Regions from separate parts of the Homo sapiens genome. Here all the other regions are linked to region 4. The links are chromatin loops, found by intact Hi-C in ENCODE. Cell type or tissue: A673. All regions are shown on one strand. Each heading gives the region's core, and the rest is flanking DNA. Links, peaks and the distances in the headings are about the cores only. Region 1 overlaps GALNT5 (polypeptide N-acetylgalactosaminyltransferase 5). Region 2 has its middle 19 kb from the start of PKP4-AS1. Region 3 holds the start of ACVR1 (activin A receptor type 1). Region 4 overlaps ACVR1 (activin A receptor type 1).

Region 1 (5,946 bases), core at 470-5,469, 480 kb after region 4:
GACTGCTTAAGCACTGAATCATAGATAAATTGAGTCCTTCAAAGAACAGCAGATTCCAGCTGATTCCCTGTCAGAATCTTCTTAATGACCCAAGCAAGCTACAATTCATTATAGGAAAGTCACGAAAGCTAATACAGAGCCAAGCATAAAGGCACTTTCTGGCAGGCCCCCAGGTTTTTAATGGATTTACAGGGTCAAATATGGAGGTAGCTTTCTTTAAGTCACCATTTAATGCAGAAAAATGTTGATTTCCTTTCCCCCTTTGACATCCTGGGCAGGGCTAACAAGATGATGGGTTAACAGTGCAACTTAGGGTTTTCAGATTTCTCGAACAGCTGTGCAGAGCCGAATCTATAGGACATGTCCTGGGAAAGCCTCCTGAGCTGGGAGGAGCTGAAGTCTTTGTTGCCAGGGACACTATTTGTGTCCTTCCTGTTCTATGATGCCTAACAAAGAGCTCTAACTCAGGGTGCTGCACTGATGCAGACTGGATGCTCACAGAATTGCCAGACTTCATAAAAGGGGGCTCAGTACATTGGTCCTCAATTTTACATGCTTAGCTTAGTGAACAAGAAAGTAAGGGACATCTTCAGGGATCAGAATATGCGGAAAAAATTAAAGGCTACAGGGAAACTTGCAAAGGTTGGCAAGAAAGACTTGTTCCCTCATATGGATGGAAGAAAAACAGAGGTATGTGTAAACCAAAAATCTGGAATTCAGGTCTTCCACATAACAGCGGAAAAACAGATCTTCAGTTGAATGCTGCACTGGGAAAAACAATTTGCCCATTAGCAAAGGGAGAAAACAAGGAAGCTGGATTGTCCCTGAGAATCTGAAACTTTACACCAGGCTTCATTTGGATTTGAGATGAATATTTACACCACCTGCCTTGGATAGGAACCATCACAGACTTTCAAGGCATAGAAACAAACATTAAAAATAGTACCAGGTTGTTAATTACTTCTGAGGTGCCTGGCACAGGCAGAAACAAAGCAACTATGGAAGGATGGAATCTCTATCAAAAATCCTCAGAGAAAGCTCTATTAGCAATTTAAAATGACAAATATGGGAGGAGACAGCTCACTGTTAGTAAATGTGGGCATCACAAGGCACAGAAGGATTCAATGCCCCCACAGTCCCACCCCTGAACTTCAGAGAGGAAGGTGAATAGAAAGACATGAAGGTAGAATAATCTCGGGGCTTAAAGGAAGGAAAGCATGCTGCAATTGCTCTCTGTACTGAAGCAGAGATAAATATTATGTAAGCTCCTGTATTTGTGGATCATGCAGAAATATTCTATCTTCAAACAAATTTGGAAAATTCTGGTTTCCACAGAGCCGAACAGGTGGTTCTACTCCAGAACTTCTCAAAATCTTCAGGGTGTTAATGTTCAGCTTGCTGTCAGAATGTTGTACAAATGTTTCTCAAATGTGCTTGACCATGGAACCCTGAGACAGCACAAGTAACATTGGTCAGGACAGTGTTTGGGAACCCCCTGTTTAACTATTTGTGTCTATTTTGTATAATCCTTCCAAGAACCGAAAAGCATTGGAAGGAAAGATAAAACTTTTCTGTCCCTTACATGTCCCTCCCTCATTTGACCTGAAGATTTTTTTTTCCTTTTTCTTAGAAATTACTGAGGAAACTATTTAATTGAGGTTTTTGCCATGGAAGGTACTTTTACACCAACCTAATACTTTTCTTCATATAGACATCATCTCTGAAGTGTTTTGGAATTGTTATTCTTCATTTCATTATTAGTTGTTTTCAGAATTTTCCTTTTTATTTAAAAATAATTGATCCATGTTTTTACTGTAAACCATTTTAATCTTTAAAAAAAATAGGCAGTGTATGAATTTTAAATTATCCATGTTGTATTATTTCATTTTCCAATTTAGGAAGTAGACATTCCGCACAATTTATGACAGAATTGTTAAACATTAGGCTATTTGCCAGCGGTTTAATCCAGTGTAAAAATACATTATTGGTGAGATTCTTTCATTAGCTTCAAATGTTGTCGTTTCAATAAGAAAATATTTCTTCTTATTACAAAAAACCAAAACTTTCACTGGATTTAAATTTCTGCTTGTGGAGGTTGAAAAAAGGGAAACGGAGCTATAGACTGTTTGCCAGCAGTTTAATCCAGTGAAAAATACATTATTGGTGAGATTATTAGCTTCAAATATTGTTGGTTCGATAAGAAAATGTTTGTTCTTATTACAAAACACAAAACTTTCACTGGATCTAAATTCCGTAGTGGAGGTTGAAAGAAGGGAAACGAAGCAAGTAACAAAAAGAAGTTGTGGAGTTTATTTTCTTGGAACTTTCCACGATTGTCTATCTAAAATAATGATCTACTTAATTTGTTGTAAATTACCTGGAGAAAGGTCCTAATTTTTTAAAAATGTTAATAACGCTCCCTGCTGGTTTGCTTCAGAAGGGAGCAAACTACATCTTCACTGAAATTTGTTTAAGGAAGACAACAAAGGAAAATAGAAGGAATTTGTTAAAATCACTTTTTAAAATACTTGGTGCATTTTGATATAGTATAGCGGAGGCATCAGCAGAAGGCTGTTTCATTAGGAGAGCTCTCCAGAAATTTCATAGGAACTCACTCAGGTTAGCGCAACAGCGGAGCCCAAAGGTAGTTTTCTAGTGCCCTCTGGTGGTTAAAGCTTATTATTACTCTGACTGAGATTCTGCGTTGCTGGAATGGGAAATATTAGAATAGTGGAAATTCCTTTCTTTTTTTTTTTTCTGCTCAGCGGTTGAAATTAAAAATTGTAAATTTATTTTACAGTTATATTTGACATGTTGTTATTTGAACAGTGTATATAAATCCAAAATGTCTGATAAGTTACCAGGTTGAGCCACTTAAAGTAGCTGCCATTCTATTTGGACCCATAAAAATGGCAATTTTATAATACAGTGCGTTATCTAAAAACAGGTCACATAAACTTATTTATCAGTTGAATTTTGTAAAAAACAGAACCATTTTTTTAAGACTAGTTTCTTGTCTTTCATAGCTTTCCTGGATTTCCCGAATACTTTCAAGGGGGAATATTATAGTAAGTTTTTGCTATCAGGAGATTTTCCAGACAGAAAGCATGGTATAATCCACTCTCAAGAAGAACTGAAAAAATTTGGCCTAAAAGGGCGGGATAACTAATGGTCACATTTTTAAAGAATTTCTTGGATGAAGAAAAAGGAAGCTGAAATAAAACAAAAACACTGGGGTTAGTTATAAGTCAAATTAAATTAGAAATAAAAGATTAGAAATAAGCATGACTGTCTAAGAACCCCAGCTGAAGGCTTGACTAATCATATCTAAACCCACGTGTCTTACCATCCTCTTCAAATGCAGCTTCACTCCTAGAAGGGGTTTGAAATGGCTTTTCCCCAGCTTCTCCTCTTTCTTGATGTTTTCTCAGCCTTGTACTCTGGCTACCTTATCTGGCTTAGCTTCTTCCCTTTGGATACCATCCTTCATGCCCTGGAATGTTATCTGCTATTCTCTGATATTTTCTGTTATTTTAAGTTCCTCTTTGAAATCTTTACAAACCCCAATTAAATCTTATCACCCCCTTGCTTAACTCTGCTCAATAACTTCCCACTGCTTTCAGAAGAAAGAAGGAAGCAAGGCAGGAAAGAAGGAAGGAAAGAAATAAAATCCTTACTTTGCTTACAAGGACCTGTGTGATCTGGCTCCTTCCTTCCTCTTCACCTTCATCTGGTGCCATTCTTCCCTCCTTCACACCCTGACAACATTCGTCTTCTTTCCAGTGCTTGGATGGAGAACACTCACCTGTCTTAGGGCTTTACGTGACCTTTACCCTCTGCCTAGCACTCTTCTTTAGAGCTTGGCTGACTGACACTTAGTGTTTTAGGCCTGAGTTACAAAGTCTCCTTCTCAGAGAGGATTTCTCAGCCACTCTAACTGAGGAGTCATCAACTGTGGCCTGTTCCCTAAATGAGAGCTATTATATTTTGTATTTACACTTGACTTGCTTATTTGTTTATAATCTTTCTTCTCTACCCAAATTAAGCTCCACAAGGAAGGAACCAAGTCTACTTCATTCATCACCCTGTAATCCAAGTCTGAAATACTCCCAGATCTACGGATACTCAATAGATATCTGTTGAGTTAATCAATGAACATGACCACTTGGTAGCCTTCCTCAAGTTTACCTATATTTAATTCTCAGCCATGCTTTGTCCCATCTTTGCTCATACTTGGTGTTTATTTATAATGTAATTACTCATTCTTTCCACACATTTTTGAAAGAGATTTTGTGTTTTGTTTTTATGGAGTAAGATTTTAAATTGCCACTTGAACTTACCACACCACTAGCTCTCACAATGGGAGCCCTTAAGTCAGGAAAGACATTCTCCAAGTACCATTTGAAACTTTTGCACTTCAGTTTCTTTCGCAGCTCCCTTTGCTGGGTGAGGTTGCCAACATCTAGCCCTTGGTCGATGAGGTGGTCTCCGTGGCCATAGAACAGCTCCTTATACTCATCCAGCCAGACCTCGGCAACCCGCACCAAGTTCCGCTCCACTGTCTTCATCCGGTCTTTGGGGAAGGAATATGGATTGTCATTTCTGAATATATGGCCCACTCGGGAGCAGGGAATGATCTCAATTTCACCACCACACATCCACACCTGGAAGAATTTGATGATAAGCATCAATTATCAAATGATTATCCACAAATCATCGGCACTTAACAATGACAAGAAACCACCTTGTTTCCCCCTACCTGAAGTAATACTCAACTTCAAAAACACTTTTGCAATAGAAAATCAAACTCAACAGGCTTATTTAATTTTGTGTATTGCTGTGGATCATTTTAGGATTAGTAAAATGTAATTTTTTCTTTCCTAACTTTCAATGTAAGTTTTTTTTAATTTGTAAATAAATCTTCACAGAATCCCATTTTGTAAAACATGAGTTCTTGTTTTGATTGAATCAGGGAAAGAAGTATAGATGTCCATTTGTTCACGTTCCTCTACTCTCATTTTTGGGAAGAACCAAAAGGCTTGTGGAACACAACTCAAAACCATCCTTCATGATCAGCAGCTCCAAAATTACACCCTTTTACATACATACAGAACACCCACCCAATAGGAAAGCAATTACTTTTTGGACACTCTCTACTACTGCTGTTGCCAAGGCTTTCTCAGAAGTTAATCAATGATTGTATAATAGATTGTATAAAGTGCCCAAAGGAGCTGTACTATAAGGCACACCTGACCTGTTGGTGACCTGCTTTAGAGGTATTTTAATGTACTTCTGTCATTTGTGTTCTCTAAGATGATCCATTACAGATTGAGTCTATTCCTTCCAACATTCTAGACAGATGTTCCAGGAGAGTTATTTTGTAGCACGTATGACTCCCACAGCATTTACTCTGAGTGGCAGAAAGTCATTTCCCCCATATTTATAAGCAGAAATGGTGTTGTGAAATATTAGGGAATGCTAATAAATTTTATGACAGCAATTGATTCTTCCAAATTCAATCTGAGATATGAAAAAATTAATCCAGAGACCCTAAAATTTCTGTGAAATTTCCTCTCAGTGGCAGTCACATACCTGATTATGGTAGTAAAATCAAACCATTTAAAATTGATTAACTCATTATCGTAAAGAAAAGTTGGGAAACACCTGGTAATACCTTGAATGAGAGCTCCATATTTTCCCCACCCCAAACATCAAGGCCAGGGTCGTATGTTCCAAGTTCAAAAAAGTAACTTTTGTCAATAGAAAACAATCCACCAGCCATGACAGGGCACCTACAAAAAGAAAAGTTTGTTTTTTAAACTTGCATCTCATGAAAGCTCGACTTTTAGAGTTGTTCCTCTGTACATCTGTACGGGAGGTAGGAGGCTTTTCAGAATAGCTACCTGATGCAGGGAAGCCCTGGGATGGAGTCACAAATAGGGCTTA
Region 2 (6,243 bases), core at 480-5,479, 980 kb before region 4:
CTGCATATTATTCCATTGTATGTGTGTAGCCACAATTTGTTTACGTCTTCATTCGTTGACGGACATTTCAGCTGTTTCTACCTTTTGACTCTTGTGAATAATGTCGCTATGAATGTTTGTGTACAAGGATTTGTCTGAGCACCGGTTTTCAATTATTTTGGGTATGCATGCTGGGTCATGCGGTAATTCTGTGTTTAACTTTTTGAGGAAACGTCAAACTGCTTTCCATAGCATCTGAGTCATTTTTCACTCACACTGGCAATGTATGAGGGTTGCTACTCCTCCACAGCCTTGTTATTGAAGCTTTACTTTTTTGGAGGGGGTGCATTTTTTCTACCTATTTTGTAATTATTAAGCAAAAAGTAGTTTGGTCCTTTCAGCCAAACTTGTCAATCAAGCTTAGAAAACACATAGGATACATTTTGGTGAGCAGAAAGTCTGATTTAATTAATTTAACTAATTAAAAAGGGGTTAACACTGTTTTTCCAATTACTTCATTTACTACAATTTGTACTGAAACTTTACTTTTTAAACCCTTCAGTAACTTCCTCTTGTGCCCAACTCTGACTCTCTCCACACCCAAACCTAACCCATCCCTGCAGCCTACCTCTTATCATGCTATATTGTGATTCTCTGTTCACGTGTCTCTTTGTGTTAGACTTGGCAGTTGCAGACTGGCATTGCTTGTGGGCAGAGAGCCTCTGGTGCCTGCAGAATGTGGACTGGCCACCTCGTAGGTGGGCAATGGGTGTCTAGGAATGTGTTACTAGGAGGGCACAGGGGCGCCCCCTCTTGGCGAGCAGGAATAAGCCTACACACTCTCTCACCTTCCCTGGCCCTGACACTAGCATAACACACTTTATTGACTTTAAAGCGATGAAACGAAGGCAAATGAGACACCAGATGGGCAAGCATGCTGAGCTCTTTGGAGAAAAGAGGCTGTGTAAATCCAAGTCTTTCTTTTATTGAAGAAACAAGGCAAATGACTCCAAATTGTCTTTACTTTATTGTGCCTGAAAAAAGAAAAGTCAGTCCAGATCATGGAAATGGCATTCGGTGGCATCTGAATGGAATCCTCATGCACTAAATGCAAGACTTATGGGCAAGCTGTGAGTCTGGGGTGCTGCACTGTCATCTAGTGATGAGGTGAGAGTGTGCCCCTGCATGACTAAGCCCTTCCTTTTCATTTGTTGTCTGTTGCTGTAAAATTGGAGGAGCATATGAATCCTTCCTGCTGCCCACGTGAGAACATTTGTCACTTCCCATTTATCAAAAGACACCACAAAGGTGCTAAGCTCCAGCAAGGCAAAGGTAAATACAATCTCATCCTACTCTCAATGTGTCCACATGTCAGATGCCACATGCTTTGAAGCCACATACCTGGAATATTTTGAAAGAAAGAAATCTCAGTGGGAAGGAATATAAAATTTGCTTGCAGGCACACATGAAAGATATGAGCAGTTACAGGTCCTTTATTTGGGTTTTATTTGGTCAGTTGGGTCCCATCGTTAGACAAAAAGCTAAATATTTTTCACATGTGTTGGCAGTTTTAGGGCTGTTATAACATTGACTTTTCTAGTACCAATAGATGGGCAGTACGTTAAGTCAGAGAGAAGCATTTGACTATGAGCTTTTCTCAACTGAAGTTACAATAGTTTCCCTTTATCTGTGGGTGATACATTCCAAGACCCCCAGTGGATGCCTGAACCATATATATATTATGTCTTTTGCTATATATATGTACCTACGATAAAGTTTAATGTATAAACTAGGCACAATAAGAGATGAATAACAATAATAATAAAATAGAACAGGCCAGGCACAGTGGCTCACACCTATAATCCCAGCACTTTGGGAGGCTGAGGCGGGTGGATCACCTCTCTACTAAAAATACAAAAATTAGTCGGGCCTGGTGGCAGGCGCCTGTAATCCCAGCTATTCGGGAGGCTGAGGCAGGAGAATGGCTTGAACCTGGGAAGTGGAGGTTGCAGTGAACCGAGATTGCACCACTGCACTCCAGCCTGGGCAACAGAGCGAGACTCCATTTCAAAAACAAAAAAGAAACAAAACAAAACAAAAAAACCAACCAAACAAAAACAAACCCTAGACCATTCTGTCCACACAGGCATCAGCTTCTTATCAAATATTTTCCCATCAGAAATAACTTTCCCTTCCCAAGATGACTTCTGGCTAGTTGATTTTCTCCAGCTCAGCATCCTTGCTTTGCAAACCCAATCAAGCCTTAGGAGCTCTGTGCTGGGAAGCTAATCCTGGGAAGCTTCAGTAAGACCTGCGAGGATTTGTGCACCGCTCAGACGTCCATTTCAATATTCACGACCTGTATTTGGCATTTTCAATAAAATTCAAAAGCAAATGGCTTTCCACCATTACAGCTTATTATGTAGGTGTTAGGAGGCATTCTCTTCTTGTCTCCCATACTCTGTAGCGGTTCCTCCTGCTGTTTTCTGTGGAAATGACCATCTGGTTGGGACTTCCTAGAGATGACCACTAGAGGGCACATGATTCCCAGCTCACAAGCCCTTTACACCGCCAATTCCTGGGGCTTTGCTGCAGAAAAAGACAGTTTTTGTTTGTTTGTTTGTTTGTTTGTTTTCCCTCAGAAACAGGAGGAAAGCACTTGAAATTCCCTGGATGCAGCTAAGACATTTTCTTCAGCATTCATCTGTGAAATGCTGGCTGCAAGCAGACATTCTGGCGGGTAGAGGAAGGACTGTATTCTCTGTTCCCGTCACTCATTCCCACCAAGGGGAGGAGAAAAGGGCTGCAGAAAGCTGCTCAAATGAGTTTTGTTCTTTCTCAGATGGCTAAAGAGAATATACTTGTAGGCCACATGCGTCTATTCAGGCCTCATGGTGTAGTGAAAAGAATGTGTTTTGGAAGTAGACAAACCTGGGATTTATTTCCCACACGCAGGCTTCCTGCCAAGAGGGTGCACTGGCCCGGTCTGCCGGCTCCTCTCCCAAGTCAGCCCTGGAGAAGCTCCAACATTAACTTGAAGGGAGGTAGGGGAGCGGTTAGGGAGACCAAATCACACGGGAGTGTCCCTTGGGCTCAGATACTCTGGAGGGAAAGAGAGAGTGATGGCACTGATAAATTAACGTGGGAAAATAAACATGAGTACGGTCAAACATTAGGAGTGACCAGGATAACATCAAAATTAGAATGCTTAACTTTAAACTAGTAGGTGAAAATCCATGGGAAGTGGAAATGGGAAAAAAAAGAAATTTTAAAATCTTGTATTATGAATGAAAAGTCTGAATTAAAATGCTGAACTAAGTCTTCATAAAATAGTAACTAAATATTGCTCAGCTGCTGCACTTACTAACTCCGTGACCTTGGATAGGTTGATAAACTTTCCTGAGCTTCAGTTTCCTCATCTCTAAAATGGGTAAACTTTGTATGGTCACAAGCTTTCTGGGAAAGTTGAATTCTACGATGCACATGAAACAGGCCTCCTGTGCCTGACCCCTGGGAGATGGCTGGCCTTCTAGTTCTCATCTCTCTTTTCTGTCTCTAGCACGTTTAACATCTGAACACCTATGCAGTCAACAATATTTCCTAAGTGTCTGTCAGGTTATGTTCAGCTGCAAGTGACAGAACACGTTACTTAAATAAACAACAAGGAAAACAGTATTATCTCTATAGTGAGATACAATCACAATATTATTATATAGGTAATATAGTGAAAAGGTATTATCTCATCACAAGAAGTCAAGCAGCAGGGCAGTTCCAGGGCTGGTTGATTCAACGTCTTAGCAAAATCATCAAGGACTTGGGTTCATTCCATACTTTGGCTCTGCCATCCTCAGCAGGTGAATATTTGTCCTTGTGCCTTTCATCATGGCTGTACAACAGCCGCCTCCCACTCACCTAAAAACAGGGATGGGTTGTTTCCTCTCCTGAAACTCTTTAAAATGTTCCTGAAACTGTTTCTCAGAAATCATCCCAGCATATCTCCCCTCATGTCTCACTGACCAGAGTGGGTCACATTGCGCATCCCTAAGTCAGCCTCTGGGAGGGTGAATAGGTTTCCATGATTGGAACAGACCAATCATGAATCAACCTTAGATCTCTCTTGGTCTTCTGGAGTTGTTGGTACTAGAAAAGAAATCAATTACGTAAAGAAAAAGGGAAAAAATGTCTGTTGGGTAGGCAACCAAGACTGTTTTCCAGGCCCTGTATTTGGTGTTGGGCATATAGTAGTTAATAAGTCAGATGCCATCCTGGAAAGCTTACAGTACGGAAGGTTATGGACAAGCAAACTGGTATTTACATTCTAGCGTCTAAGTACTATGCATAGAGAACTAAAGGGCAGTAGCTCATAACTGGTGGTGAAGAAAGACTTTCTGGAGGGGGTGCTGTTTGCCTGAGACCTGAAGGATAAGCTAGGCATTTTCCAGATGATCGGGTATAGAAGTAGAATAAGAGACTGAATGAAACCCTGGGAACAAGAGTGATTATGACATATTCAGGTAACTGAAAATGAGTTACGTGTGGGAGGGGATACTGGGATAGAGGAGGCTAAGGGGTCAGCAGAGGCCAGTCATGAAGGCCTCGGAAACCATGTTGGAATCACATTATGTGAGCAATGGTCTTTAAAATGTGGGGTGTGAAACGAACACAGTGGTTCATAACCGGCATATAAAAATAAAATAATGGCAAATTCCTAAATGGCACTTACTACATTCAATGCACGGCTTTGAGAGTTTTATGTATTTATTAGCTCATTGATCCTCAGAGGTTGGTACTAGTTATCCCCATTCTGTGGAGGAGGGAACTAAAGCACTCACCCAGGGTCACTGTCACCCAGGGTCACAATTCAGGGTTGAATTGTGTCCCCCTCAAAGAGATATGTTGAAACCCTAAACCTCAGTTCTTCAGAATGTAGTCTTATTTGGAAATAGGAATTTTGAATTTAGCAGATGGAATTTAAGATGAGGTCACACTGGAATAGGGGGGCCCTAATCCAATGCAACTAGTCCTTTTTTTTTTTTTTTTGACAGGCTCTCACTCTTGCCCAGGCTGGAGTGCAGTGGCACAATCACAGCTCACTGCAGCCTCAACTTCCTGGGCTCAGACGATCTTCCCACATCAGTCTCCCAAGTAGCTGGGACTACAGGCATACACCACCATGCCTGGCTGATTTTTTAAGTATTTTGTAGAGATGGGGTCTCACTATATTGCACAGGCTGGTCTCAAAATCCTGGGCTCAAGCAATCCTCCTGCCTTGCCCTCCCAAACTGCTAGGATCGTAGGCATGAGCCACTGTGCCTGGCTGAGACCAGTGCTCTTATAAGAAGATGGCCATGTAAAGAGAGAGAGACAGGGAGAACGCTGTGTGAAGCTGGAGGCAGAGATTGGAGTGGTGCATCCCTAATATAAGCCAAGGAGCACCACAGATCACCTAGAATCAACACTGAGCAGGTGCTTAATGAATATTTGTTGAATGAACATAGAAGGAGATATAGTGAGGAATGTGAATGAAATTTAGTCAGACAGTTGTCATTTTTTATGTCCTTGCTCCCCTATCCCCCTGCTACCAACTGCAGAATCAAACACCTCCCCACAGAGCCCTGGCTACACACCTCCCCCTGTGTCCCTTCCACCTCTGTGACTCTGCAATTACATGTATGCCTCTCCTATTCATTATACACCAGAGGAAAGGGATGCCGGTGGCAAGTTGTGTGTCCTCTGCTGAATCATATCCCCACCAACAATGAGCTGAACACTGTTAACAGCTCCGAGTCAGCTGCAGAGGTGCGTGTGACATTTGTGGATGCCCTGAGCCCTGTTCCACAGCAAGGGATTATAGCAGTGTGCACAAATCCTTGTCTCTAAGACCTCCGTACTGTCTCAGAGTGACTGACAGAATTAAACATGGTCTAGACTGATGGGAAGTCCAAGGAGGATTTATGGCCCAATATAAAGAAATGTAAATTTTGTTCTCATTCAAACCAATCCTATGCTACTATTGATTTTTTTTCTAAGTGTCAAGATGAATTCAGCTTTCTGTATTAGGAAGTTGACTCAATCCCAGGGAGGGCTCTGAGCCACCAGACCTCTTTGTTTCTTGGTGTGCACACTGATGGGGATTTGTGGCTCACAGATGCATCGTAATGACCCAGCTGTCACCTGAGTTTTGTTTTAGGGGAGATTGTCCCTGCATCTGAGACATGCAGAGAGGAGCCCATCTAGGGTGATCAACTGTTACAGTTTACCTGG
Region 3 (6,243 bases), core at 589-5,588, 99 kb before region 4:
TGTAACAGAGAAGCTGTTTTTATTTATTTATAAAATTTATAATTTATTTATTTATAAAATAAATTCCCCCAATTTTATAGAAAAATATCATACAGGACTCTTAGGTTGCTCAAGACCCTGTTTCCTAATAGTTTTTGAAAGCTGTTGACTTTTAGAAATGAACATGTTGATCTGGGCGTAAAGGAGGAGGATATGCAGAAAACAGAAGAGATGCCAATTCACAATGCAGCAGGCAATTAATTAGCAAGAGTCGTGCTCCTTGAAACATATGATTGAGGAGATCTGAAAATCTTAGAATAACAGAAGATATATTTCCTCCAAGTAACTTTACTGGTGTGATTTTCCACCAGAGTTCAATCAATGAATTAGAGTAAGGTTGTGGTTCTCAACAGGAGGTAGTTTGGCACCCCCTCCCAGAAAATATTTGGCACTGTCTGGAGACATTTTTGGTTGTCACAACTGTGGCGGGAGGGTGTTCTGGCAGTTAGTAAGTAGAGGTCAAGGATGCTGCTAAACATCTTACAATGCACAGGACAGCATTCACAACAATTACCCAGCCAAAAATGTCAATAGTGCTAAGGTTGAGAAACCCCGGATTAAGGTGTCCAAGCCAAAGGGCTGTATCCTTGTGTGCACAGGGCTTGTGTGGAAGGCTGTATCCTGCTGGAGGAGTGGAGGAGCCTTTTGCCTCTTGCTTTACACACACACACACACACACACACACACACACACACACTTTATGTCGAAAGGCCACAAGTACTGTTACAGGACCCCAACACTTACCCAAAGGTAGCCGTTGGGTCAGGGTTTCTGCACTAAAGTCCCTTCTGTGGTTGCCAGGAATATGTTTTAGGGCAGGGGTCCCAATCCAGACCCCAAGAGAGGGTTCTTGGATCTCACGCAAGAAAGAATTCAGGGCGAGTCCGCAGTGTAAAGTAAAAGCCAGTTTATTAAGAAAGCAAAGTGGTGAAAGGACACCTACTCCATAGACAAAGTAGGATGTTGCCGAAAGTAAGAGGAGGAACGATTCCATGCTAGGTACATCGCTCGTATATATAGGGAGATGTGCTCTGCTACAAGAGTTTGTGATAAATAAATAAATTACTATATTTTGCAAGAATCAATATTATCTTTAAAGCAAAATTAGGAATGCCTTTGTTCTCCAGATATCGGGATATCTGGACACTCCCAAGTCTGGGTTTGTTTAGTAAACACTATTAATTTGTTCCCTTAGCTGTAAACATCTAGAGGCTAAGAAAGCCTAACTTCCCGAGAATGCAGCCCAGCCAGTCTCAGTCTCATTTTCCTAGCCCTCATTCAAAATGGAGTTTCTCTGGTTTGAATGCCTCTGACAGTACCATCCAGAATTCTCCCAGTCTCCTGGCACACTAGTAAGTCACAGGAGGTTGAGTTAGAGTGTTTTTCACTGAGCCAGCCATACAATAAGACCACTATTGAAGGAACTGCTTAAGGAACAAATAATAGGAACTGTTCAGAGCATAACAGGATTCATTAATTCATTTATTTACCTACTCAGCAAAACTTTATTGAACACCCACATGAACCCTTCTGCTAAACATTGTGATACATGATGAATACAATCAGACCTGGTCCCTGCCCTCTTGCAGCTTACAGCCTGGGAGGGAACTCTAAAGGTTACCAAGAAGGGCCAGTTTGTACAATGAGGACTCCATGAATGTACATCATTGAGCTTCACAAGCTTTCACGTTTGTAATCTCATTTGAACTGCACAACCACCTCACGAGACAACCTGTATTCCCTTCTTAGGTTAAAAATGTGCCCCAGTTCAAAACAGTTTGTAAGTGGCAGAGCTGACACTTCAGCCAAGTGACAATGAGGGCCCTGTTACATCATTCTATAGAGCAGGGATACATATAGGTGCTCTTGCCTTGATTGGTACTGAACTTGCCTCTCCTGCTCCTCACCAATCATACAGGTACAAAGCTCTCTTTATGAAAAAAATGCTCCCACCTACTCCATCCTTTTGCTTACAGCTGGGGATTCTAGTTTTTTCACGTATATATGCCTTGTATTTCTAATTAGATTGTAAACTCCCAACCTGCAGGGACCAGATCTTCCATTTCCTTTGCAACCTTTTGCAGTACTGCAGTCACCCAATAAATGCCCTCTGCATGAATGAACCTGTAGAGATAAAAATACTTTATGGCATTCCCATTTATAGGTTTCATGTTTTTATTCTGCTTTGTGATAGGACTGTACATTATAAGCTTCTAGAGGGCAGAGAAAATGGCTTAGTGCTTTCCTTTACACTCAGCAGGAACCATGCAAAATTTGATCCTTGCATGCCTTTTTGATGCTCTGGGTAATATTAGCACACTGGGGTGTTTTTGTGTATCTAAGGACCGAGGTTATCAGACTCTCTGCAGCGGAGAATGTTCCTGCATTTCCACTGTAAGCTCCCATGGCGCCTAGGACAGGGCTAGATCACTGCAGAAGCCCCTCCATGCTTATTTCTGTTACTAAGGAAGCCAAAGGCGAACATGGCAAGCTCTGTCATAACCCTAGACCTTGCAAGGAAATGAGCAAAGTGGAAGGGGATCTGAAGGCAGGTCAGAGATGGCCTGGATGAGAATGCTAAGGCTTCTCTCTGAGAATCCAGCCCAAGTCTGACATGCAGGGCTCGAGTAGGTGGCCGCCCGCAGTCGCCGGGCCCGGGATGCCCGCCCGTCCGCCCGCCTGCCCCGCGCGCCCTCGGGAGCTGTCCAGACGGCCCCGCCCGCGCCTACCTGGGCACTCACCCGTGCCGCGCGGCCTCTTCTCCTCCCACCCCGGCCACAGGAGCCCAGCTCGGGCCTGCCCCGCCGCCTCCGAGGAGCCCCGCTGGCGGCGCGCTCATAGCTTCCACCCGGGCCAAGCGACCGGCCAGACAGCGCCAGGCGCGCCGGGGGCGGCGCGGTCAGGCTCGGCGGGGCTCGGCGGGCTCGCCCTCGGCCGGGCGCCTGCAGGGGGCGCGGGGACGGCCCCGCCCCGCCGCCTCCTCTCTCCCCTCCCGGCTCCCTGGATCCGCGCCGGGAGGAAATGATGTGTTGCTGCCTGGTTAATCACAGCTCCAGACACTCATTGGCCGAGCGCTCCGCAGCCACTTCCTCCTCCTCCTCCTCCCGCTCCTCCCGCTCCGGCTCCTGCTCTTTGCAGCCGCCGCCGCCGCCGCAGCCTCCCCCTCGGCGCAGGGGGAACTTTTCTACTCTCTGTGACGGTCTCCCCCGCCGCCCCCGGGGGCAAGCCCAGCTGGTCCGCCCGCCCCGCCCGCGGTCGTGCTCCCAGCCCGAGCCTCTGCGCCTCGGGAAGTTTATTCTGCCCGCCCTCCTCCCCTTCCTCCTCCTCTTCACCCCGCCTCCCCGCCCTCCCCCGGCTCTTTCCCCCGGGTGGCTGCCGCTGCCGCCGCTGCCGCTGCCAGCCTGCTCCTCGGCCAGCCGCGCCGGCCCCAGGGCCGGGAAGCTCCCGGCCCCACGCACCGCTCCGCTGCAGCCACCGCAGCCGCCGCCGCTCTGGGCCGGCCCTCGGCCCCCGGCTCCCGGCCCCGCAGAGTTCCGGGCTCCCTCGCCGGCTGCACCGCCCCGCCCCGCCCCGCGCCGCCCCGCGCCGCGCCGACCTGCAGCGCCCGGCTGCCTCGCACTCCGCCTCCCCCGGCTCAGCCCCCGGCCGCGGCGGGACCCGAGGTGAGCGCAGGTCGCCGGCCGCGCCTGCTGGAGCCGGGAGGACTGAGGGAGGAGGTAGCCTAGCGGGAGAAGAGGCAGGGATCGGGGGTGGCAGGGTGGGCGTCTGCGGTGCCTCCCCCTCGCTTTCATTCCTTTCTCCCCCAAGCTTGATCCCCTCTCCGTGGGGGAAGCAGCCGCGGAACAAAACTGTCTTGCTTTGGGCCTGAACTGCTGGTGGGATATGGGGGGTGGGGGGGCAGAGGCGTGGAGCGGGGGTCTCAGGTTTGTATTGGGGTGTGTGTGAGTGCGTGTGTGTGTGTGTGTGTGTTGTGAACTCCTTCAGGGTGTGCGACTCTGACTTGTAAATCGATCTGGCCGCGGGGCCACGGGGCTTACCTTCCTAGCTGAGCTTGTAGAGAGTAAGGAGATAGATAGGCGAATTTCCCCCACCCTCAAAATATCCATCTCTTCCAAGAGGAATTTTCTGCTGGAGAGACAGCCAATAAACTCTGCTCAACTCCCTCCCTCCCTCGGTTCTTCCTAGCTGCAGTTTCAAAAAGCTTCAAAGCCAGGAATGTGGGATTCATCTTCCGATCCCCAGAAGGCAAATGTGGTTACAGATGTTGCACGGTACTTTGCCAAGTTTAAAACCCTTCCTTCAACACTGTAACCAAAACAGTGAGGCTAGAACCTCGGGCGCACTAAGAAGAGATGTGGGCCTCTGGGGCCGCTGGATTCAGTAACTTCCGTCGGGTTCTAGACTGGCTCGGCTCTGTCCAGTTTGTGCCAGATAGTCTCCCACCCCCTCCCCACCCCTCCTTTCCCCTGGAGATTTGAACGCTGCTTGCATGGGAGAAAAGCTACTTAGAGAAGAAAACGTTCCACTTAGTAACAGAAGAAAAGTCTTGGTTAAAAAGTTGTCATGAATTTGGCTTTTGGAGAGAGGCAGCAAGGTAATACAATGGACTTGTCAATTTTATTGGGCTTTTCTTTCTTTTTTGAGGGATGTATGATAAGAGTTAGATGATGGGCAAAGGGGCCCGTTCCATACATGTTTTTACATATTTTTGAGAAGAGGCCCATGAATTGAGACATAACCCAGTGGTTTTAAAGAATCCTGTCCCAGAGATGCAGATTGCTCTGACAGCCCAAGGGAAGGCGGTGGCAAAAAATAGACACCACCTCCCTTTTCCCCAAAAAAATTCTTCCTGGAAAGGTGGTGTTAAGAAATTTCAGAGATGGGCTGATCCAAGTGGCGGGCCTTAAATGGAAACACTATAGTATGTCCTGGCACTTGTCTCTGGAGGTGGGTTGCTGGCCAGGGGCCCAGGCTTGGGCAGCCAGCAGACACTAGACTTGTGCTGACCTCAGACATCGGCCTCGCCATGCAGCTTCATAGTGTGCAGACTGCTTAAGTTTGAAATATGGGCCTCATCCATTTCACTGATGGGGACATAGGGGTCAGGAGGTTATCTTATGCCTGGATGGGACCTCGATCACTTATTTTATGATTCACTTGTTTTTATTTTCTGTCTTGGAATTTTAAAAAATGGAATTCTTTTGAAGCTGAAATCTAGGCCTTAAGTTGATGTAACTGGGTGTTGGATAATAGCATTTCTGCTATTACCCCTTATGCAGGTACTCACAGGTGGTGAATGATGGATAGATAAATTCTGGATAGGTGACAAAGACTAAGGATTGGGATGATTATAGATTGGGTTCATGCCCTCCTTTTCCAGCTGTGTTGTTGAGTTTTACTTGAAATGGAGAGGGTGGTTTTAAATAAAACTTGATTTAGATAGTAGTCTTACAACTTTTGTACCTTGGAAGAGAGTGATCATTTGAATTCTAGCAAGTTTGTTGTTATCTGTGAGGAATTTAAAGGAATATTAAGGATTCAGAGTAAAGATGCCATATTCAGGAATGTAATGTATTAATTTCAGAAGTGAGGAACTTAATTTGATTAATAGATTTGTAACGAATTTTTTTCAAAGTAGTGATTTGCCAGTTTTCTTCATGTGTCCAAGGAAGGTATAACAGAGATTGAGTCAGGAGATAGAGGTTATGCCTCTATCTTGCCCTAGATTGGACTGAACTAGTCCCATGATTGTCATGATAGGCTTCTAGGTAATTCTCAGGCTTGGATTGAGTAGTCCAGTCTTCTGAGGGAGGGGGGACAGGACAGAAATGGATTTGAAAAATGATTCTGCTCTTCAAGGTCATGAGGTGAAGATGGAATCAATGCTGGGGCTGGGAGCTGTAGTCTGTGGCTTGTTCTGCTCTTGGATCTCTGCATCTTGATTTATTTTTATGTGAAGCGATCTCATGCCCAACTCAGTAGGAATTCTGGAGAAGCAAACCACTGATGGTGGCAAAACTCTTTGATATGTTTGGGTGGCTTTAATGACAGGATAGTTTAGGGGTGCTGGATATGTGCTAGGCACTGGGCTCAGCTCTTCACAGGTACTTTTTCATGACATTTCCACAAACACCATATGTCTTATTATTATTTTACCGTCCTACAATAAGAAATTGAGGCTTGGCAAATTTCAGTGGTAGAATG
Region 4 (6,243 bases), core at 532-5,531:
CAGCTTATATAAATGAATCGCTATGTTGAGAGGCAATTATTATTTGTTGGTTGGTTAGGTGACAAGGTGACAGAATGTGGACCTCATGGTTGATGGTGATGCTTAGCTTGACTTTCTGTTGATAGAGGTGTTTGGAATGGTCATTCCCTCAATGAAGGTGAAACTCATACGGTAATTCCTCTTTTTTTTTTTTTTCCCCTTCCTTTCTCTCCTTTGCAGATGAGAAGCCCAAGGTCAACCCCAAACTCTACATGTGTGTGTGTGAAGGTCTCTCCTGCGGTAATGAGGACCACTGTGAAGGCCAGCAGTGCTTTTCCTCACTGAGCATCAACGATGGCTTCCACGTCTACCAGAAAGGCTGCTTCCAGGTTTATGAGCAGGGAAAGATGACCTGTAAGACCCCGCCGTCCCCTGGCCAAGCCGTGGAGTGCTGCCAAGGGGACTGGTGTAACAGGAACATCACGGCCCAGCTGCCCACTAAAGGTTCCCATGGACTTTTCTATTTCTAGATCAAGGGGTTTTGTTAGTGTTGTCCTGGGTCCGTGTGGGTTAAAGATCTAAGTAGCTATGAGGCATTCCACCTACATTTTGAATCAGAGGCGAAGAGCTACAAGGAAGGTCACCCTGGGTGAAGAAGAGAAAGGAACAGCCTTTTGGCATCTAAAAGAAGGATGGGCATTTTGGGGAATGTAAGCAAGGTGATGTCCATCTTGGGGACAGCTTAGCTGACCAGTTAGCTTTCTCTTGGTTGCTGTGACTCAGGTGAACAGCTCCCAATACCTTTTTATGTTACTGACCCATGATGTCATTCATAATTTCTGAAACAATTCTGCTAGTAAATACTCATCTCTGTGTCAAGTGTGTAGGGAGGAAAACAGAACGGACTGGTGACTGAGTGGAATGCCTTTCCTGTTTTATGAGGAAGGAGATAAAAGAAGGCTCACTGACCTCTTCTCCCATATCTGATGCCCAGTGACCCTATCACTGAAATTTGAAGCAGGATGAGATTTCGCACAAACCCTGTAGTTTTTGTGGAATCTTCTCTCTACCATCAGTACAGATTGCATATGCTAAGGAAACCAGTCCAGCTCTGAAACTGTTTCCCTATTAAATGAGCCCTAAATTGCAATCTTAAAGTCTCTGCAAACATTTATGTAAACTCATTCCAAGCCAAATTTATTCTCTTACCATATAGTACATTTTTAATAGGTTTAGTTATTTAATTTTGCACTCAGAAAAAAGAAACAAACCAAAAAGTGGAGGAGAGGTAACGACGAGCATCCAAAACTAGAAATGTCAGCCAGCAAGAAAGGAGGCAGAAGAACAAAAAAGCTGATGCAAGATCATGTTCTAGTAATTTTGAAGTTATGGTGATGACTTTAAGGCATATGGAAAAGGTTAAATTCTGACAAGCAAATAGGATTGAATAATCAAAGAGGGTTTTAAAGGAGATCAAGTATTTACATGGTTAAAACTAAAAGGGTCCTTGATGGAATAAAATTTACTGTTATACTTTGTGAGTTAAATTTTTATTAATTGGGTGGATGGACATAAACAAATGTCTGAATTCATACAAACATTATTATACCAACTGTGAAGTTTCTAATCTGCAGATCACTCTGCTAGACCTTGAGTTTTAATAGAAGATTTTTTTTTTTGAATTTAAGGACATTCTAATCTGATTAGCGTGGCCACAGTATTTATAATTCAGCGTTGCATTTTGTTAGTTTTACACTTTCTCATGCAAATGACATATGCCATGGAGTATGATGTATGCCAAGCTGTTGATTAGTTGGGCTTGGAAAGTTAAACAAATACGTAAAGGAAGTTAAGCTTGTGATTGGATGGCTGAAGAGACCAGTAATATGGAAATGGGTAAGGCCTCTGTAGGGAAGAACAGGGCCTGATGACATAATGTCATGGAGAGGTCTGAACCCAGGGAGTGAATCAGTGAATGAATGTCTGAATAAGCGAGTAAATGAAGAGAGGAATGAATGGGTTCCTAGGCAGAAATTGTGATGTAAAAAAATCAGTGAGAAACCAGCAGTAGACACCCAGGATATATTAAAGACAGAGACCACAGATGGGTAATTTGGTTTTAGCTCAGGTAGCCCTTTCTCTTAAGGATAGTACAGTGTCTGTAAGGGCTTGATGGCGAAACATACCAAATCCAAGTTAATGAGAGTAATATCAAAGATTTGTACAGTACTTTATATTTTAAAAGCACTCTCACATTCATACATTAATGCAATTGATTCTCAGTGGAATTTTTTCAAATTCTAGTTGTGTCTAATTGAATGATGGTTAAAATGTCTGGGCCATTGGCCAGGCATTAGGAAGTGTTTTAGTTTTAATACTTCGTGAGTTGTGAGACTGTGTGGTCAGGATCAGGAGCTACTTGTTAGGATATTGGTTATGCTAATAATAAGTAAGCAGTGATCCTTACAACTAATTCCCCCTTTTCCCTCCAACTCCAGGAAAATCCTTCCCTGGAACACAGAATTTCCACTTGGAGGTTGGCCTCATTATTCTCTCTGTAGTGTTCGCAGTATGTCTTTTAGCCTGCCTGCTGGGAGTTGCTCTCCGAAAATTTAAAAGGCGCAACCAAGAACGCCTCAATCCCCGAGACGTGGAGTATGGCACTATCGAAGGGCTCATCACCACCAATGTTGGAGACAGCACTTTAGCAGTAAGTCATGACCCCACAGGAAATCCCAAGCATAAGGAAGGTGTCTGGAGACACGTTCTTATTTCGAGCATGAAACGCTAACCAGTAATGAGTGACTGAACAGTGTACACACATGCTGTTGGTTACTTATGTCCTAAACAAGCACATGCTGGCACCTGTGTAGTCTTCCCATATCAGAACAGCCATTTTAGATAGACATTTAAATAAGGGATGGGATTTATTTTAGTAGTGTTGGTAGTTAGTTACTTTTCTCTGAGGGGTAAAGCAAAAGAGACAGAGAATGGTTGCCTACAGTTTTGGAGGGTTGGAATTTGTGGTCTTCAGTTACTCTATTTTTAGCCATAAAAGTGCTCCTTTAAAAAGGCACCTTTTGCTGAATATTAAATATTAATTTCCTTTCTAGATTATTTCAGCATCCTGTAATTTAAGGCTTAAAAACTTGACATCCAAAAAAGCAGCTTTTAAATTTTGTATGCTCCTGTGGTGCCCTCTTGTGGAGTGCAGTCATTTGGTTAAACCGGTGTTGTCCAATAGAAACATGTGCATCACATGTAATTTAAAATTTTCAAGTAGCCACCTTAAAAACAAACACATGAAAAAACCCAAAAAGTTTCGTAAAAGTAGATTTAATTTTAACAGATATTCAACCAAATACATACCATCTTTGTCATTTCAACGTATAATCGATTAAAAAATTATTAATGTAAATTTTACATTCTTTTTGCTTTTGAAGTAAATTTTCAAAATCTTGTGTGTATTTTACACCTATAGCATATATCAATTCACACCAGCCACAGTTTACTTGCTCATGGCAATGTGTGGCTAGTGATTAACCCGCTGGACTGCACAGTGTTAGAAACTATTGTATTTATACATTAAAAAATTATTCTTTTGCATATTTTTAAATGATAAAATCACATTAAAAAATGACTATCTCCTTCTATTTACCTTTTAAAATTGCTTACCAAGTGTTCATTTTAAAGACGCTTTGAACTTTAAGTGGGGAAAGGGTATCACTTGCTCTAAATAGAAGGTTATCATAAAGTGCAAAAGAAAAAATAATAACATTCTGCATGGATATTATGCTGAGTCTGATGCCTACTCTGAAAAATTTGAGATTTGTGGGTGTTAAGTGAGTGCAAGAGACATGCCAATACCAATTTGAGACTCCTTGTCACAATCCGATTAATTGAAAGACAATCAAAGTAATAACTTTCTAATGTGATTCAGTTTTACTTAATGCCATTGCCCATGTGTATTTGAAATCATTTTGCAGTAAGTCTTGTTCTGCTAGACAGCAAGCTTCAAAGTGTCTGATAGTTCTGCAGTTACACTTGCCCTGCAGCTCCCCTTATGCTGGAGAAGACTTCCCCTCACCAGTGACCATCTGGGTAGCACAGATGCTACACCTGGACAATTGCAGGACCCACCTGTGGCAGGTTGTCACAGACATTTGGTAGTGCCTGATATGGGCTGGGAAACATCCCATTCTACTGCCTGCCCCATCCATCACTGGGCCACTTTTTGGTATGTAAAAGGGGGAAGTAACCTTCTGTAGCTTCCATTTACCTACTGTTTAAACTGTGGTACAGTGGAACTGGGGAAAGAGAATGCAGTATAAGGACATTTCATTTCAAAAAGTAGAGAAATACAATTTTTTTTGTTAGATATATACTTAGAAGTCTATTTCAAGCTTTAAGGAAAATTAAATGAGTTTATTGAGTTAGTAGCAAGAAGATGTGAGGATGAATCCTGACAAAGCTTTAGCAAAGCAAGATTCTAAAATAGGTTAGTTAGAACTTCATTCCTCAGAGCTGCTAACATAACTAATTACCAAGGGCAATAATAGGAATATCTGGTATAAATTACTGTTTAAATGGCTTTTAGAATTTTGAGAGAGGAATGGAGCATATGCCAAAATAGTCCTTTAAACTCAACCATGTCATGTGACAGTGTATCATGATATAATAACACAGTAAAGAACACTATTTAAAACAAGTTGTCATTATTGGTCTACATACTTGCTTATTTAAGCAATATGCTCATTTGTATGTTTCAACAAAGCATGCCCTTACTAAACAGCACGTCTACATTGAAAAACAAGCCTTGGCCATGCATGGTGGCTCATGCCTGCAGTCCCAGCACTTTGGGAGCCCAAGGGGGAAGATCACTTGAGACCAGGGGTTAGAGACCAGCCTGGGCAATATAGTGAAACTCTGTCTTGAACTAAAGAAAAGAAAAGAACAAAAAGAAGGCTTGGCATCTGAGAGTTGGGATATACGTTTGTTAGTCTTGGGTTGATTTTTTATTTTTCTTTCCTTAGGTCTGTGAACAGGGTTTAGAAGCAGGATCATACATTATGGAAAAAATAACACATTAGTTTAATTTTCAGAATTATTCTTCTCGAAAAAGAATGAATGAATAAGGAGCAAAAAGAACCGCAAGAGAGAAAATGGTTAGGGAGATATGAAACTCTGCTTCATCTACACTCATTTTCTTGTTGATTATCCCTTTTGTGGTTTTTAAGGGTTCTAAATTTCTTCCGTTGGATGCTCAGCTTTTGGTAATTTTGCCGATCAACAGTACTTCACAGTGGTGCTCAGAAGAAGTGAAAGAAGATGAAATTCACACAAATCAATGTATTGCTTTAGTAGGCCAGCCAAAATGTTTGGGAAAGGATGAGCTTTGGGGAATATTAAGTCAATATTACTGCAACTCTACCTTTATCACCCATCGGCACAATATTGTTTATTACAGATAATCTATGCCTGATACCTGCTTCTTGGCTTATGCTGAGAGTAAGAAGGAAAACCTTATCAATGAACTAACTGGGAATCTTTTTGCCAACACCTTCATTTGTAGACATTGACTTGGGGCACTGGTTTTATGTTTTCAATGAAAGCTTTATTTGTTTTCTTTTCTGATTTGTGAGTGATTCACATTAAGAAATGATAAGTAGGTGTTGATATAGTTTTGCTCCTCACCTGCCTAAAAGGAAACCTCCATCCAGGCAGCCCGTTGCTGCCTGCGCTTACCAATTTAATGATCCACATGGTCATTGGAGTCTTTTCGTTACAAATCACATTAGAGTTGTTTGTTCCTTATTCCTAGTTTGTTTGTTCCTAATTAGAGTTCCTTAGTTGGTATGGCAACTAAAGTGAATCATTTGACAGATACTTAGTGAGAATAGCAAAATATGTAAATTATACCCAGTTCTTGAAGTTGAAAGGACCCCCCCCACCCTTTTCTGTTCCACCTGCTATTCTCTCTACTGCTTTCCTTGAGATCATATCTGCTTCTTGGGCTTTCTGATTTACACCTTCAACTTTGTCTGCTCAGCTTCTTTCATTATATATTTTATTTGGAAACTCTGTGTATAAGAAAGGACTACTTATCCTTCGGGAAAACCTATCATATATTAGGTGAAGTGCTAGCTTCTAGTATTCCGAAGAAATAAAACTTTTCCTGGCCAGGCGTGGTGGCTCATGCCTGTAATCCCAGTGCTTTGGGAGGCCAAGGCAGGCAGATCACCTGAGGTCAGGAGTTTGAGACCA

Evidence for each region. Hi-C counts contacts between places; a loop is a spot of excess contacts. Peaks named below come from ENCODE experiments on the same cell type or tissue, not always from the same donor. Only the 100,000 strongest peaks of a DNase experiment are listed, where the experiment ranks them.
Region 1: a loop joins it to region 4, with 2.8 times the contacts of the local background. A loop is called at or near these places in 11 of 110 quality-filtered maps.
Region 2: a loop joins it to region 4, with 5 times the contacts of the local background. A loop is called at or near these places in 16 of 110 quality-filtered maps.
Region 3: a loop joins it to region 4, with 4 times the contacts of the local background. A loop is called at or near these places in 77 of 110 quality-filtered maps.

What each region holds. Positions count from the first base shown.
Region 1 is chr2:157,299,394-157,305,339 of GRCh38, reverse strand. GALNT5 (polypeptide N-acetylgalactosaminyltransferase 5) reads right to left here. Exons shown (of 10, transcript NM_014568.3): 6 at 5,675-5,792; 7 at 4,341-4,664. Among named protein-coding and RNA genes, the nearest start is that of ERMN, 23 kb to the left of the region's middle. RefSeq lists a silencer at 2,651-2,730. In A673, for the core only: CTCF peaks have their summits at 2,478 and 2,678 (motif pointing left); a DNase peak (open chromatin) is centred at 2,639; H3K27me3 peaks cover 2,180 bases.
Region 2 is chr2:158,750,473-158,756,715 of GRCh38, reverse strand. No RefSeq gene overlaps it. Among named protein-coding and RNA genes, the nearest start is that of PKP4-AS1, 19 kb to the right of the region's middle. In A673, for the core only: CTCF peaks have their summits at 770 (motif pointing left) and 2,507 (motif pointing right); a DNase peak (open chromatin) is centred at 2,505.
Region 3 is chr2:157,873,254-157,879,496 of GRCh38, reverse strand. It overlaps ACVR1 (activin A receptor type 1), which reads left to right and starts at 3,167. Exons shown (of 11, transcript NM_001111067.4): 1 at 3,167-3,701. LOC105373714 (a long non-coding RNA gene) reads right to left here and starts at 2,913. Exons shown (of 2, transcript XR_923518.3): 1 at 2,781-2,913. RefSeq lists silencers at 2,606-2,795, 2,816-3,055, 3,116-3,335, 3,346-3,395, 3,486-3,695 and an enhancer at 2,926-3,220. In A673, for the core only: no CTCF peak of the experiment used is centred there; a DNase peak (open chromatin) is centred at 3,086; H3K4me3 peaks cover 2,518 bases; H3K27ac peaks cover 2,116 bases.
Region 4 is chr2:157,774,577-157,780,819 of GRCh38, reverse strand. ACVR1 (activin A receptor type 1) reads left to right here. Exons shown (of 11, transcript NM_001111067.4): 4 at 220-483; 5 at 2,478-2,689. Among named protein-coding and RNA genes, the nearest start is that of ACVR1, 99 kb to the left of the region's middle. In A673, for the core only: a CTCF peak has its summit at 3,187 (motif pointing left); DNase peaks (open chromatin) are centred at 1,809 and 3,169; H3K27ac peaks cover 2,149 bases.